Regions from separate parts of the Mus musculus genome. Here region 1 is linked to region 2. A link is a loop called in an ENCODE intact Hi-C map of the cell type or tissue named here. Cell type or tissue: left cerebral cortex. All regions are shown on one strand. Region 1 overlaps Phka2 (phosphorylase kinase alpha 2). Region 2 has its middle 30 kb from the start of Cdkl5.

Region 1 (4,000 bases), 440 kb before region 2:
TCAAAAGAATTGCATTTATCAAACTCAGCTTTTGTAAGGATTTTTTTGTGAAAGAGATGGTCCAGGCTCTGCCTCTATCACCACCTCTGTTCAAAAAGAGGGGAATTTGGTTAGTGATGTCATCAGTAGAAAAAATAAGATGATGCTACCAGTTCTGCCCTCAGCCAAATCTGAGGAGATTGAAGCCTGGAAAAAAAGTGTCCGGGCACACTATACAACAGCTCATGATATGCTCCTTCCCTTGAGAAAAAATAGATGTGCTTTTTAGTTATACATTGTTTTTTAGATGGGGATCTCCATGCTGTGCCGGCTGTCCCCAAACTGCTGGGCTCAAGGCGTCCTCATTCCTTAGCTTCTTGAGTAGCTGTGACTACAGATGCACACTCCCATATCTGATTTTGGATTCATATGTCTAATGATATGTCTCTGTGACCAGGAAAGGGTAAACAGTGTGATGGCACGTAATGCAGAGTATAGACCATACAGAGTCTCTCATTTTTGCTCCTTCTAAGGAAGTGATTTTCCAAACATCTTCCTTTGTCAGCCACTCGGTGGCACCGTCCCTCTAGTTACCCACAGCTCAAAGGCCTGATCCTGGGTGAATATGGATGGCTGCTTCTATTTAATGCTGCCCTTGCCTGTGACAGCGATGATATGATTACATTCCTTTTCTGGTGTGTTTATATCCAGGCCGCCAGTACCAGCTTTGTATTTGCCTACTCATGTCAAGAAAATGTTCTCTGGCCAAAATTTAATGGCTGTCAATGGTAGAACTTTCTACTCATGTTTGCAAGCATACTACAGACACAGAGCAGTATGCAAATTAAGGGTGCCATCTAGATTCTTAGATGAGAAAAGATGTATATGGCCGAAGATCATCAGCCTGATCTACTGTGTACATTTAAGAATAGTCTATAGGATGCCTGTCGGATGGCAGACATTCGTAGCTAAAGTTAGGGTTCTTTTGATCTCTATAGATGTTTACAATACAGCATGAAATGGTCACTTGGCATGCCTGTGACTTTGGAACCTGTGTCCTGCTCTACAAAGGAAAAGGGCCTGGCAACACTTGATCTTTAAGGCCAAGCTGGGCTGCCAGGGAGCAGTGGGTCTGCATCTGTCACTGCTACTCAACGAGAACCCCTCTAGGGCTTATCTCATGCTGCTCTGGGTTCCTTCTCAACTATTTGTGCCTCTTGGGGTCACTGTGTGTGATTGAGTCTTTTCTCTTTCTTTTGCAGTTCTTTCCTTTGGGCCAGACCATGTCCAACAGTTTGCATTCCATCAAGTCTGTGGTAAATTTGCATTGGCATCTCACCCCTCCCTGCCGCCTCCTCCCTGACTGTAATTTTCAAGTTCTCTTCTGGCCTTACCCATGCTCCCACCTCAGCTATACTTGTGTTGTGGGTGGGGTGCATGCACACATGTACTTTTGGGCATGGAACCAAGGTCCTCACACATTCTAAGCAAACATTCCAGCTCTGAGCTTCACCACACCCCTCATCCCTGACTTGTAATGGTTTGAGTAAAGGTTAAGGCAGTGGTTCTCAACCTGTGTGTTGCAACCCCTTGGGGGTTCAACTGACTTTTTTCATGGGAGTCACCTACAACTCAACTATCTGCATATCAGATATTTATATTATGATCCCTAACAGGAGCAAAATTACAGTTATGAAGTAACAATGAAAAAATGTATGGCTCACAACATGAGGAATTGTATGAAGTGGTCGGCTGAGTATTAGGAAGGTTGAGAACCACTGGGTTAAGGGTTTTCAATTGATGATGGAGGTATTTTCCAACTAGATGTTCCTGAACTAAACTTTACTTTCTATTTCATGCTCTTAGATCTTGGCTTGTCAAACTCCTCAATACAGTGTGGGTGAGGTGTACTTAGCTTATCAACTCCTAGGAGTTTCTAGAATCTTTAAAACCCTGGTTCTACCCCCTTCTTGTTTGTTTTGCAGTGCTGAAGATGGAACTCAGGGGTTTGAGCATGCTAAACAGACACTCCATCACTGGTCCCCATTCCCAGCCCAGATGCCTTTTTATTGAGTGTTGAGCTACTGCTCCTCCCACCCCAGGCTAACCACCACTTTTTACTCTCCTGTCCCAGCTGAGCATGTGGCCCTAGCTCAAGTGGAGGCCCAGGAAATGTTCTAATTGCAGAGGCGAGTCTGAATCTGCCTCCCAAAACCAGAAGGAGAAAATCAGCTGAGTCACTGATGAGTGTGGCTGTAATTACTTTTATTTGTAGCTAATTGTTGCCTTATTTAAATGGCAGTAATGAGCCCAGCAGAATAACCCAGCCTAACTGCCTTTTCAAAATAAGATCTGTTGAAGGCAAAATGAGTTCTTAGAGAAGCATCCCACCTCCCACCCTGCTAGTATGCTTAATATTTGGATTTTATTTTTAAGCCTTTAAATTTGATGTTGCACACTGTGAAATGAAAGTGCCAAATAGTCCAACCCAAAACATGTAAAGATGTGTGTTAGCATTGTCCCAACCTGAAGAACCTGTCCAGGGCAAGTCAGTGGGGTATCCACACGTGATCTCTGCCCCTGAGTGCTCAACAGCCCTGCAGCATTTGTCTTGTGGAGAAGTCTAGCCTTCTATAAGGCACTGGAAAGGAGATAGCACCCTGGAACCATGGTCAGCAAGTTCAAGCTGAAGGCTACCGTAGCCTAGCCTTAGAAGAAAACTTGGGACCAACAGCAAGACAGCAGAAATCAGTATTGAAAAGCATAGGCAGAGAACCCAAAACCAATGACCCCCACTGCTAAGAATGAATTTTTATTTGACCTTCTATCTTCGCTTCCTGATCCTTTCTTTCTCATTGTATATGTATGGCACTCACTGTGGTGTTTATCCTCTGGGTAGGTGATAGTCACTTCTCTGTGGAACTGCTGAAGTAAAGCAGGCCCTCCCGACATTAGCTCCTGGCCCAGGTTGTCCTTCCTACCCACCTCCCTTTCTCTGAGACCACTCCTCCAAGCACTCTCTGAGCTAGCTTCCCTTAGATAGGCTTTCATGCCCGGCTAGTGGTCTCTGAGGGAGTGGCCTTCAGGATGATAGCTGAGTAGTCATCACAAGCGACAAGGACTCTCAGGCTTAGGCATTTCTGTGTCTTCACCAAGTGAATGGCTGCAGACAGCTCCCCCAGGGAGGTGATGTCCCTATCATGTAGATCAACTGGGACAACAGGTGGTGCTAGCATAGGGCACAGGCAGCCTGAACCTGGGTGCTGTCGTAGCTGCTCTTGAGCTTGGCTCCAACAACCTAATGGCAAAGCCCACACTTGTACCTGTTTGGTCTGTCCTATGAGCTCAGGGTCCCCTGCTGTTATACTACTTCTTAGATCTTGGGAAGAATTAAGCTACCAAAAAAGCATGAAAAATTAAAGCCAACATCAAGAGCTGACAAAGAGAAGTCAAGGACCCCTATGCCCTTGGCTGGGTGACATAGAGATTCTGATGAATTTGCTTATCTGGCCTTCAAAGTGGCCAGCTTTTCTCCAGGGCACCTGCTACTGAAGGCCATATGGTATCTGTTTTGCAGAGGTCCAGCACCCCATCCTCCCCGACAGGCACATCATCTACAGACTCTGGAGGACAGCACCTGGGCTGGGGAGAACAGCAGGGCCAGTGGCTGCGCCGGAGAAGGTTGGATGGGGCCATTAACAGGGTCCCCGTGGGATTCTACCAGAAAGTGTGGAAGATCCTTCAGAAGGTGAGGTGGGTGCTGAGGAGACATAGACTCTCGGGAAAATGAGCCTGACCCTGTCTACCTTCAGGAGGCACAGTGGCCCTACCAAGTACCAGGCAGCAGATGGCTATAGAACATGTATCTCCAACCTTGAATGGCTCAGCCTAGAGCAAAGTCTCTCTGCCTTGGCACTGTGGCATCTAGGGCTAGGTGGCTCTACTATAGTACTGTCTTGTGCACTGTTGTATAGGAGGCAGTGTCTACCTACTGGTTGTCAGTAGCATCTCCTCTTCCAGA
Region 2 (4,000 bases):
TCTCTCTCTGCTCTTTCTCTCTCTGTCTCTGTCTCTCCTTCATTCTCTTGCCTGCCTCCCTTTCCCTCTCCTTCTCCCCACCCCCATCTCTTCCTGTCTGCCCCTCCTTCCCTCCTTCTACTCCCACTCTGGTTTGGTTTTGTTCTTGAGACAGAGTCTCTCATAGCCCAGGCTGGCCTTAAATTCACTATGCAGCAGCAAAGGATGACCTTCAAGTTTTGATTACGCAGTACTGAGACTTGCTAGGAAAATACTTTGTCACCTGAGACACAGCCACAGGCCTCTTTGGGTTTTGTTATTGTTCTTTTTGTCTGTTTGTTTTGTTTTGAGAAAAACGTTACTGTGTAGCTCTGGCTGATCTAGAACTCACCAAGTGAATCAGGCTGAACCTGAATTCAGAGATGAACAGTGGAAGCTCTGTCGCAGAAACTGGGATTAACGCCATTTGCACCAAGCCAGGATTTGTTCTTTCTTTTCTTTTTTTTTTTTTTAATACAGAGTCTCCTATAGTCCAGGCTGACTCAGTATCTAATCAACTTTAGCTTCAAATTCTTCTTCTTCTTCTTTTTAAATTTAATTTTAATTTTAAATGCATGGGCATTTTCCCTACCTGTGTCTTTACTGTGTCTTGCGCCCATGGAGACCAGAAAACAGCATTTTGTTGCCTGGAACTGGAGCTAGAGATATTCAAGAGACACCATGATAGTGCTGGAAATCAAATTCAGGTACTCCAGAAGAGCAGTGTTCTAATTAGGGTTTTATTGCTTACAAGTGACACCATGGTCACAGAAACTCTCAAGAATGAAATATTTAATTGGGGCTGGCTTACAGTTCAGATGTTTAGTCCATTATCATCATGGCTGGAAGCTTCGTGGCATGCAGGCAGACATGGTGCTGGAAAGGAAGATAAGGGTTCTACATCTGGATCCCCAGGCAGCAGGTCTCCTCTGACTGTGAGCCACTGAGCCTAGCTGAGCTCCTGAGACCTCAAAGCCTGCCCTTGTACGTGACACAGTTCCCCCAACATGGCCACACCGACTCCAACAAGACTACACTTCCTGGTACTGCCATTCCCTATGAGCCCGTGGGAGCCATTTTCTTTAAAACCACCACAAGCAGCAAGAGCTCTTAACCACTGAGCTACTTCTCTGGTCCCTCACCTTGATCTCCTGATCCTCCTGCCTTTATCTCCTAAGTGCTGGGATTATAGGAGTGAGTCACTAAGCCACCCAACATCTACTGCTTTTTCTTTTCTTTGGTTCCTTTTAGCTTCTTGCTCTTCATTCTCAAGAATAGGGCCACGGTATACCTTTTTCTCTCTTAATTACTCGTCTAAAAAGGCACCCAGCACTCAAGTGTAAATCTGAATCGGCAGCTCTGATTTGCCTCCAATCCCATGGTCTCAAAGCTGATTAGACTAACCAGTTCAGCTAATCTATTTATTAGTCTTTTAGCTCAAAATGTGTCCTAATGATCTCTCTCTCTCTCTCTCTCTCTCTCTCTCTCTCTCTCTCTCTCTCTCACCCTTCCTTTTCTCCATCCTTTTATTTTGGGATGGGATCTCCTTACATTGACCAGGCTGGTTTCAAATTTACTGTGTAGACAGATGATTGTCATTTTAAAAGATTTATTTATTATATGTAAGTACACTGTAGCTGTCTTCAGAAACCCCAGAAGAGGGCATCAGATCTCATTATGGATGGCTGTGAGCCACCATGTGGTTGCTGGGATTTGAACTCAGGACCTTCAGAAGAGCAGTCAGGGCTCTTAATCACTGAGCCATCTCTCCAGCCCTAGATAGTTGTCTTAAACTTCCTCTGCCTCCCAACTGTGTACAGCTCCAGCTGTGTACTCCATCCGTGTCCAGTTCCTGTGATTTATGCAGTGCTGGGAGCTGAAGCTGAGCTTTATTTATGCTCAGCAAGCAGTGTGCTGCCAACTGTGCTCCATCCTCTACTCAAATGCACCTCTAACCTCAGAGCGACTTGCCAGTTTAAAGGCTATTGTCCTTAAGAACGTCACTGTTCTCTGAAACTTTGGATCCCTCCTTTATTTCTTTTAGTCCTTTGGATGTAACAGTTGTTGAATTTTGCTACCAATTTCCTGGTTTTTTATTTTTATTTTTTTCATTTCTTCTCTTATTTGCAGTTCTAGAGCCTTGGTCTTCTTTAGACTGTTACCTCCATGTGTCTTCCAACAAAGGCTTTGGTCTCTGAACGTTTCTTCCATCTCTAGTTCTCTCTCTTCTTCAGTCTTTCAAGTGTGGAGTTGCCAAGTGAATCTGCCTACATCACAGATTGGATCGTGCCACTGCCTAGCTATGAAAAGCTTTATGACTGCCCACACTCTACAAAGAAAGATGCAGGCTCTTCATGGGACTCTGAGGGACTTTCAAGGGATAATTTTTGCCCAGTAGACCAAGGCATGTGCCAGAATAAGCTTGGATGGTGGTTGGGGAAGGGTGTTTCAGTTTTTATGGATTCCTGATCCAACTTTTTCTCCATCCTTAGCCATTTCTGTAGACCCTCAAATACTCTGCTGAGCATTTAGGGTCCTGCACTGTGGATTTTATTGTGTTTCACATTTGTTTATGTATAGAATGCTAAACCTCTTCCACAGCCACTATGCAAGTTCTAGCCAGCTTTCAAGACCCTCTTCCATCCCCACTCTTCTTTGAGTCTTTCTCAGCTCTCTATCCCAGGGTTCCCTCCCTCTTCTGGATCTGAATGTCTTTATAGATTGCTTATCTATCTATCTATCTATCTATCTATCTATCTATCTATCTATCTATCTATCTATCTCCAGGTGTTGAACACAGGGCTTCACAAATGCTAGCCAATTATTCTAGTACTGAGTTTTAGCCATCAGCCCACTTTTAACTTTTTATTTTAAATCAGGGCTTCAGTAACTTGCCCAGGCTGGCATCCTACTCACTCTGTAACCCAGGCTGGCTTTGAACCTGTGATTTTCTGCTCTGAGTTTTCTGAGAAACTTAGATTACAGGCCTGTACCATTAGGCCCAGTTTAACATGTTATGTATGTATGTATGTATGTATGTATGTACATATGTATATATTGGGGAGACAGAGAGAGAGAGAGAATGTAGATGTAGAGGCCATATTTCAGCCCTTGTGTGTCATTCCCCAGGAGCCATTCATCCCTATTTATTTTGAGAAAGGGTCAGTAACTGAGACTTGGGACTCTCCGATTACATGAGGTTGATCAATAAGCCCCAACTATTGGCTCAGATATTTGCTGACACAATCAGCATTTTTATGTGTGTTCTGAGGATTGAATTCGGATCCCTATGCTTGTGATGCAACCACTCTAATGACTGAGCTAGCTCCCCAGGTCCTAATGTGGGGTTTGTTGAAAATGCGTGAGTGATAAAAAGGTTTCTAAGTGGGCAATGGCTAACACTTAAGCTCAAGTCAAAAGCATAATGAATCTGAGGTGACCTTGGCAGTCCTTGAAGAAATTGCATGATGTTCCTGAAGACTTGGTTCTAAAAGAACTACATGCACACTTTGTACTGCACATGCCATTATGACACACAGCATCAATAAACCTGCCTAAAATATCTTGGCTCAGACTCCAAGTTGTTGAATGTTATACAGTTATTACCGTATACACAAACTTTTCTACTTTTATTTTTTAAAAACCCCATTATTTGCAGAAAAGAGAGACTTTCAGTATTTTCTATTGCCATTCTTCAACATTAAAGTATCAAATTAATCTATATTTGTACTACATTGTTAGAATGTTTGATTTTAAAAGTGCTATTTAATTTGCTGACTTGAGTTTAATAAAAATGAAATCATGGGCTGGCAAAATGGCTCAGCATGTAAAGGCACCTCTGCCTCTATAAGCCAAGGACCTGAGTTCAGTCCCTGGAAACCCACATAGTGGAGGAAGGAGGGAGCTGACTTCTGCCACTTGTCCTCTTTCATCCACCCATGCACCACGACACACATACACCAGATGCCATAGAGCCATAAGC

What was found. Hi-C counts contacts between places; a loop is a spot of excess contacts. Peaks named below come from ENCODE experiments on the same cell type or tissue, not always from the same donor. Only the 100,000 strongest peaks of a DNase experiment are listed, where the experiment ranks them.
Region 1: it touches region 2 in a loop (7-fold over the local background); 17 of 42 quality-filtered maps call a loop at or near these places.

The regions. Positions count from the first base shown.
Region 1 is chrX:160,583,223-160,587,222 of GRCm38, forward strand. It overlaps Phka2 (phosphorylase kinase alpha 2), which reads left to right. Exons shown (of 33, transcript NM_172783.4): 29 at 1,242-1,295; 30 at 3,557-3,727. Among named protein-coding and RNA genes, the nearest start is that of Phka2, 83 kb to the left of the region's middle. In left cerebral cortex, a CTCF peak has its summit at 562 (motif pointing right); DNase peaks (open chromatin) are centred at 587, 1,408 and 2,159; H3K27ac peaks cover 423 bases.
Region 2 is chrX:161,022,353-161,026,352 of GRCm38, forward strand. No RefSeq gene overlaps it. Among named protein-coding and RNA genes, the nearest start is that of Cdkl5, 30 kb to the left of the region's middle. In left cerebral cortex, no CTCF peak of the experiment used is centred here; a DNase peak (open chromatin) is centred at 2,321; H3K27ac peaks cover 248 bases.